3 separate regions of the Homo sapiens genome follow, and all the other regions are linked to region 1. A link is an interaction called in ENCODE POLR2A ChIA-PET data of the cell type or tissue named here. Cell type or tissue: HepG2. All regions are shown on one strand.

Evidence for each region. ChIA-PET counts read pairs that join two places held together with the same protein. Peaks named below come from ENCODE experiments on the same cell type or tissue, not always from the same donor. Only the 100,000 strongest peaks of a DNase experiment are listed, where the experiment ranks them.
Region 2: POLR2A ChIA-PET joins it to region 1 with 16 read pairs; 12 of 35 experiments call an interaction of 5 or more read pairs at or near these places.
Region 3: POLR2A ChIA-PET joins it to region 1 with 29 read pairs; 14 of 35 experiments call an interaction of 5 or more read pairs at or near these places.

Annotation. Positions count from the first base shown.
Region 1 is chr17:72,682,620-72,685,119 of GRCh38, reverse strand. The region is part of intron 7 of SLC39A11 (solute carrier family 39 member 11); the gene reads left to right. Among named protein-coding and RNA genes, the nearest start is that of LINC00511, 43 kb to the right of the region's middle. In HepG2, no CTCF peak of the experiment used is centred here; DNase peaks (open chromatin) are centred at 369, 1,039 and 2,339; H3K4me3 peaks cover 1,127 bases.
Region 2 is chr17:72,603,198-72,605,697 of GRCh38, reverse strand. It overlaps LINC00511 (long intergenic non-protein coding RNA 511), which reads left to right. Exons shown (of 5, transcript NR_033876.1): 4 at 1,890-2,500. Among named protein-coding and RNA genes, the nearest start is that of LINC00673, 12 kb to the right of the region's middle. RefSeq lists an enhancer at 1,894-2,500. In HepG2, no CTCF peak of the experiment used is centred here; a DNase peak (open chromatin) is centred at 987; H3K4me3 peaks cover 417 bases.
Region 3 is chr17:72,579,459-72,581,958 of GRCh38, reverse strand. The region is part of intron 1 of LINC00673 (long intergenic non-protein coding RNA 673); the gene reads left to right. Among named protein-coding and RNA genes, the nearest start is that of LINC00673, 12 kb to the left of the region's middle. In HepG2, no CTCF peak of the experiment used is centred here; a DNase peak (open chromatin) is centred at 1,218.

The DNA.
Region 1 (2,500 bases):
CTTGGCATGTAGGAATGCTTAATAAATTGTTACCAACTAAATGGACGAACATCTACTCAGTGGAGTTGAATCGATGATCATTTCCCTGCTCAGCACCATTTGTATCTTGTGTCTGGCCCATTCTGAATTGGTTCAGCTGGGATCAGACGGAACCAAAAGTTCTGCAGGATGATTGCCACATGGCCTATGAGCTTAACGTGTCATCAGAACCCCCGGGGGGCCTGAGACAAACTTGTGTGCCCAGATATGCTGACAACTTCAAGCCATTGGGCACCCACACAGAGCACCAACAAATGCAGAGCCAAATGCTTTCTCTTGTAGCTACACTCTGAGGAAGCTCACCCCTCCACTCCCCAGCTCTCTGATGACACCGTAGTCCCCTTCTGCAAACAGAGTGAGCCTCAGTCAGGGACCACATCTGTGATTTGAAGCAGGAGAGAGACTCACCAAAGTCATAATCATGGGGGTGGATGATAGTGGTGGCCGCGATAAACCAGCTGCCAAATAGAGTTTGGGGACAGTGTTAAGGTCCCTTGATCTGGGGAGTCTCTTGAAAGCCTCCCAAGGTTTACAGTTGCTTCTTGGGGTCTAGAGGAAAGCACGATGCGTTATCCTTGGTCACTGTGGTCGGTGCTAGCAGGGCACGCCTGCCCAAACCTGGGACAGTGGCTGTGTCAGTTTCCCTGGTCGGAGAGAAAGGTCCTCTGTCCTGGCTTGTAGGCTCATTAGTGTTTGCTGCTCAATTTTATGATGTGTTACTTACCTTGTAAATTGTCTGCCTGTCCCACGAGCCTGGGCAAAGCCTCCAGGCCACAAGCTGGACACTTGTACCATTGACTTTACTAGGCTATGGTGCTGTAAATGTGCTGCTGACCTCTGGTATGGTGAGCCCAGGTGCCTCCGGGCAAGGGAGTGGGTTACGGGAACCCAGTCTCTTGACTCATGAGCTGTCCAGGGAGCCTACGGATAATCATCGTAAACTGCTAACAGACCTGGGGAAAGAGCCCTGTGGCTCCCCAGGGGCCAGAAGGAGAGCAGAAAAACCTCTCTGGTGAGTCACTGCAAATATTTACCCTTGAAAGTTTGATTGCAAAATCTTCTAAGCACTTGAATAGCCCTTCCCCTGGGACTTAAAGAGCCCCTCCACTAGCAGGAGTCAGATGGGTAGTGTTGGAAAAGGGTCAGGCAGGGTGATTCCCCCCTTTCAAAAACAGCCTGGGAAGAGCCCCAAGCTGCCAGACTGCCAAAGGAACCCAGGGGCTTAGACTTCTCTAGGAAAATGTAAGTGATGGAGTCCCAGGATTCCCAGCTCTCTCGGGGGACCTGTCTAAGAGCACATCTGACTTTGAGCTGCACTTTGGTTTTTTGGCTCTGTCTTTAGCTAAAGAGTTTTCTACGAGATCAACCCTTTGACTCTTGGTTGGAGCTTTTATGGCACAAGTATTGGGTGTGTAATCCCCTGTTGACCTCACTACTGCCAGAATCAGCCTCAGGCCAGGCGCAGTGGCTCACACCAGCACTTTGGGAAGCAGAGGCGGGAGGATCACTTGAGCCTAGGAGTCCGAGACCAGCCTGGGCAATATAGTGAGACCCCTGGCTCTACAAAAAATTTAAAAATTAGCCAGGTGTGGTGGTGTGTGCATGTAGTCCCAGCTACCCTAGGGGCTGAGGTGGGAGGATCCCTTGAGCACGAGAGGTTGAGGCTGCAGTGAGCCGTGACTGTGCCACTGCACTCTAGCCTATAGGAGATGGCGAGACCGTGTATCCAAAAAAAAAAAAAAAAAAATTAGTCTCAAGGAAATGGGGCAGCAAAACCAATGCAAATCATGACATTGGATCTATTTCTTCCTTCTTCCATGGGGGTGTATACTTTATCCATTTTTCGGTTCATCCTTCCTTCTTTCCTTCCATAGAGGATCTATTGAGAACCAGCTACATGGGAAAGTCTGAGTGGGCCTTTTACCAACAGTTACCTGTAGTAAATTAGAATGTAGGGGGCACCCAAAACATTCTGCATGAAGCAGCACCTTCAGAAGCCACTGATACCTTGCCACATGACAGTAAAGGTGCTGTGAGTGACAGTTCCTCTTGTAGATGCCAGTTTGCAGGAGGACTCAAAAGAGGTGCAAGTGGACAGTTTCCATTTTTCTTTGGTTTGCTGGCATTTTTGTTTTTTGTTTGTTTGTTGACAAAATGGGTGCCTCAAGATAATGTTCTAGGTCTTAGATTATTCAGATGGGAGAAGATGTGAACTTTTATCCTGTCCTAAAGATTGACTCATAAGTCAGACAGTTATATAAATAAAGGACTGATAAGAAGATAGTAGAGTCTCCACGTGAATCAGCAGCTTCCTTTACAGTGGAAACCACTTCATGATTGGAGGTGAAGAGCTGATGGTTACAGGACAGCCTCCCACAGAAATCATGGAGGCTTGGAGCTAAAAGAGACCATGAAAAGTTTTTTTTGTGGGGGTCAGTGAGTTTCTCATAGTCCAGCTGGG
Region 2 (2,500 bases), 79 kb after region 1:
GGGCAGAGAACCAAGTGGTAGGAGTGAGCCAGACATGCAAAGCTCCTGGGCACAGGAGGGTGTCCCAGGCAGAAGTGATGCCTCATTGGTACATTTGAGAAGCAGTAATGGTCTTATGGTCTTTTCTGCCTCCTTTACTCCCTCCCTGTGTCTTTTTTTTTTTTTTTTTTTTGAGACGGAGTCTTACTCTGTCACCCAGGCTGGAGTGCAGTGGTGCGATCCCAGCTCACTGCAACCTCAGCCTCCCGGGCCCAAGAGATTCTCCTGCCTCAGCCTCCCGAGTAGCTGGAATTACAGGCACCCACCACCACACATGGCTAATTTTTGTATTTTTAGTAAAGATGAGGTTTCACCATGTTGGCCAGGCTGGTTTTGAACTCCTGACCTCAAGTGATCCACCTGCCTCAGCCTCCCAAAGTGCTGGGATTACAGGGGTGAGCCACCCCGCCCGGCCTCTCCCTGTGTCTTTTTACTCAACCTTTCTAAATCTCATGCAGACTCCGTCTTCCTCAGAGCCCGCTGGTGTTGGGAGAAACAAAACAACCTGTGCTTTCCAGCCTGTGGCTCCTTAGAGACAAAATCTCTTAGTCAGGTATGGAGCCCCGAGTCCTTGAGCTCCACTGCCGGTTGTCCAAGACAAAAAGCTTTAGAGGCATCAAAGACCACTTCTTTGCTGAGATGGATCAGAATTGGCCTGAAAACCTGTTTGCCTTTCCAGAGAGTTTTCTTTTTGGTTTATTTAGTGGCTAGCGGCAGTCTCTCCAAGGGAAACCACTGGATTTATTAATGAGAAAATGAAGGCTTGTGTTTAAGCCTCGTCTCTGGTAAGTTGCGTGATGCGGAGGGGCAGATGTTTACAGTGGCTCCCCGAGGGTGCAGGCCTCGCCCTGGCAGGTGGCTGGGTTTCTGCCATGCTACGGTCCTATGCTCACCTGCCATGTCCTCTGAGGTCATCGGATGTGGCTTAACCTCAGCTTTCAAGGACAGAAGGCAACTCTTCTAGCACCGGCCATGACCCTGACATTTCCTGCTTCCCGGAACCGTCTGTGCTTCTCTACCAGAAGAGCTCTCTACCCAGGGACATGTCAGCCAGGTGGAGGGGTCAGGCAGTGATCTGCAGGGCGAGAGGGTTAGTCCCTGGGATACCCATCAGGTCCTATTCCTGGGTAATCTGACTAAAGTCTTATTTTCTTCGGATGCAAAATCTCACCTGGGCTAGGACAGATTAGCTTGAAGATCTGTGGAGGTGCAGCTTCTGGCACCAGAACTTTAGATGCTGGATGAATATTGACAGGGACTTAGTATGGAGGGAGGTGTGTTATCTTTAGTGCTGGGCTTAGGAACTGGGCTCACTAAAGTGAGGGCTTCAGCAACAAATTGGGCTGGTCATCTCTGTAGGACATCTCCTGCAGGGTGGCTGATTTCTGTCAAAAGCTCAGTGGCTGATTCCTCTCCCCAGGGAGACCCGCAGTAGGGCCCCATAAGCAGGTTTTGGCTTCCTGGCTTAGTTGATTTAGAACAGGTCTATTAGGTTGAACTGAATGACATGTCCTACCTTCTTTGGATAGCCTGGGCTGCTGATAGGCCCACTGTCAGGCAGGCTACCCTAGGTCTTGGTGGTTGCTGCTGCCTCGCTGTGTGACCTTGGGTGAGTTGCTTTCCCTCTCTGGGCTTCACTTTCTACCTCTGTAAAATGAAGGGTTGGATAGATTTCTTAAGAATGTGCCTTTCACTTCTAGGCTGAAGGATCAGATCCTTATTATCTCTCCCTGCCCTGGGCCTGACACCTAGAAGCCTCTCAATAAACCTTTCATTGAATGAGTGAATGAATAAATGAATAACAATGTGATGGTTTGTTATTTTTTTCATCAGCTGTGTTTTTTCTACAGAGCCCATGGAACAGACTTACGGCGTATGACCTCATCGGAGACTTGTACATGGGGCCAACCCCCATTTTCCCACAGGAAACCCACACTCTAATTAAGGGCTGACCCTGAACTTGAATCTGAGTCTTCTCTTTCTTCAACAGAGAGCCATCTCTCCAGCCCAGCTGGCAAGGAGACAGGTGATGTTACAGGAAAAAATACACAGCTTGTGCCCTTGGAATTACCAGAGTTCAAAGCCTGTTCAGCATCTACCCACCATGTGACCCGGGTCGAATTCTTCAGTTTCTCTAAGCCCATTTTCTCATCTGTAAGATGGGGAAGTGTAATCAGTTCTGAACCCACATATACCTCACTGGGCTTGAACAGGCCTGAGCAGGCATGTGGGGCTTTACTAGCTAGCCATCCTTTCTGCCGCTCTCCCTCATTCTCCTTCAAGCCCCCCAAAGTCCTTGGTGGAGGAGGAAGTGGAGACAGAACGTTTGGTGTTGGGTGAGGTACGTGAGGAGGCTGATTTCAGAACCTCCAGGAAACAAAGCTTTAGTGTTCCGAGGGCAGTGCCCGCCTGTGCCTCCTCCTCACAGGGGGTAGTAGGAGTGGGGTGGGGCCGAGGCATT
Region 3 (2,500 bases), 100 kb after region 1:
GCCCAATTCCTATTGGTCACTTTTAGTTGGAGGTTACAGAGAAACCAACTGTATCCAGCTTAAAACAATGGATGTTTTGGTTGTTCACATAACTAAGAAGTGTGGGGGTTGTGCTTTTGGGGTGATTTGTTGGCTCGGTCTCTCTCTCTCTTTTCATTGTCTCCCCTTCTGTATAAAGTTTCATTCTCAAGTTTACTTTTCTCATGTGGGCAGGCCTCCTGACTCTATAGATCTAGAGGGAGAGAATGGCTTTGTGGTGGCCTTCCTGAGAGCTGACCGTGCAGTAATGCTCACCCCTAGACCCACACCTCTGGCCAGTAGCTTGGGTGCGGGGGGACACATTGATTGACTCTCCCCTGGTCATGTGCTTCACATCTGACTCTGTTGTGAGGTTCCCCAGAGCCACCAAGATTCTGCAAATGGAAATTAGCGCCCTTAGGAAGCACAGGTACATGCAGGGCAATACCACCAATTGTTCACGATGAATGAATTGGACTCCTGGGATAATAAACCAGAATGTGTGCTTGCGGGGGCGGGGAATTAGTTTTGCTTACCTCTGTATACCTGGTATCCTAGGAGGGTGTGGGGGGCATATTAATGCTTAGCAAAAGTTGACAAATGAAGGGACCTCAAAAGTTCTTTCCTCCTTTGAATCTCTAAACCCGAGAGTCTGTTTTTGCATGGGACATCATCTTGTTCCATCAGGGAGCTGGCGATTTGGCTCCTGGGTCACTAAATCCAAACTTGTAGTTGATCACCCATGACTGGGTTCTCATTGACCTGCACGAAGAGTTGTTACTGGAATAAACACTGGATGCTAGAATGCCACCTGCTGCCTGAGATTTCATCAAAGAAAGGGCAACACGTTCCCTAGCTCTGAGCATCTCTAGGCCAATGGTGTTGCTCCCAGTCTACCTTGGGAGGCAAGTTCTGTTCTTCTCCTGGTATGAAAAGCCTGACGATGTGAGCTAGAGGCAATGGATTTGTGCAGACTTCTCACAAGGCTCCTGTGTTTGGCAGCCCAGTGGGGAAGACTGAGAATACAGGGAGGCCAGACAGAGAGCTCGTCCAGAAGCAGCCACACAAGTGGATTTATGTAGAGGGCTCCATTGTGTTCACACATTCATGTGCCAACTTGGAAGCAGATCTTCTGGGTGCTCCATGTTCGAGAGACAGCTTTGATCTCCAGGCTGTTGAGCTCAAGGTGGGAGACTCTGTTTTGCTTACTTTGTTCACACATTACACAGGTAGGCTTTGTTTGAGGAGCAGTGACTCACGCTCATGGGTTGTGTGAGCTTTGAAAGGAAGCCATGCGGCCCTGGCAGGTGCTCCCAGCTGTCCTCGTTTGCCATTGTCAGAAAAAAATCTTATTGTCATGGCGACAGATTTTTTTCTACCTAAAGCTTGAGTATGAATAGCCTTTTTTGATAGGTGATGAAGTGGGAGGAGAGGGGGTAGGTATCATGTATTAAAGGTGCCGTATGTCCTGTGGAAGTGTAGTTACTGTTGCCCCCATTTAACAGACAAGGATGCTGAGGCTCCCAGAGCTTATGTCAGTTGTCCAAAGTTACCGTGCTGGTCTGAGGTGGAGCTGGAACTTGATCTGCTTCCAACTGGACACGTGACTGCATCCATCCAGGCTTTAGCTGCAAGCTGGATCCTGTTTCTCTTGGAAAGTGCTAGAAGTCACAAATCAAATGGTTTTCACATTATATATTTATTTAGAGACAGAGTCTTACTCTGTCACCCAGGCTGGAGTACAGTGGCTTGATTGTGGCTCACTGCAGCTTCAACCTCTGGGGCTCAAGCAATCCTCCTTTCTCAGCCTCCTGAGTGGCTGGGACTATAGGCATGCACTACCACATCTGGCTAATTTTTTGATTTTTTTGTAGAGACAAGGTCTCCCTGTGTTACCCAGGCTGGTTCGTGAACTCCTGGGCTCAAACGATCCTCCAGCCTCCACCTCCCAAAGTGCTGGAGTCATAGGCATGAGCCTGGCCTCATAATACTTCTATCGCTATGATTCATCCTTCACTTCTTCCTCCTAGTAACCCACTGACAGCTTTAAAACAGTGCTTCTCCTTCCCTCTGCTCATAGAGGTGAGACATACATCCTTTCAGGAGTGTAGCTGGAAATAGACTCCTCCCTTCCCTACAGATGGGACAGTAAAGTCAATGTTAAGGTCATTAATACTAAGATCAGCTGAGAGGTTGGTTGACCAGTTTTCCCTGATGAGAAACTCTCATTCAGTGCTGCCAGGTTCTGGGCTTTTCCTCCAGCTCTGCCTCTTCTCTCTTGCTGTCCTCAGGTTTCTCTCTGCAGACGTTAAATCTGGTTTGGAGAGCTAGAAGTGATGTTCGTCCTTAAAACCAGTACGTTTGCCCACAGTACTGTCCTGACTGTATTTGCTTAGGAGATGTGCATGTCCAAAGCATGCGTCAGCATCACGGATTCCCCTATTGTTGAAATCCCATGAAGGATGCTGAAGTCAGGGCACGC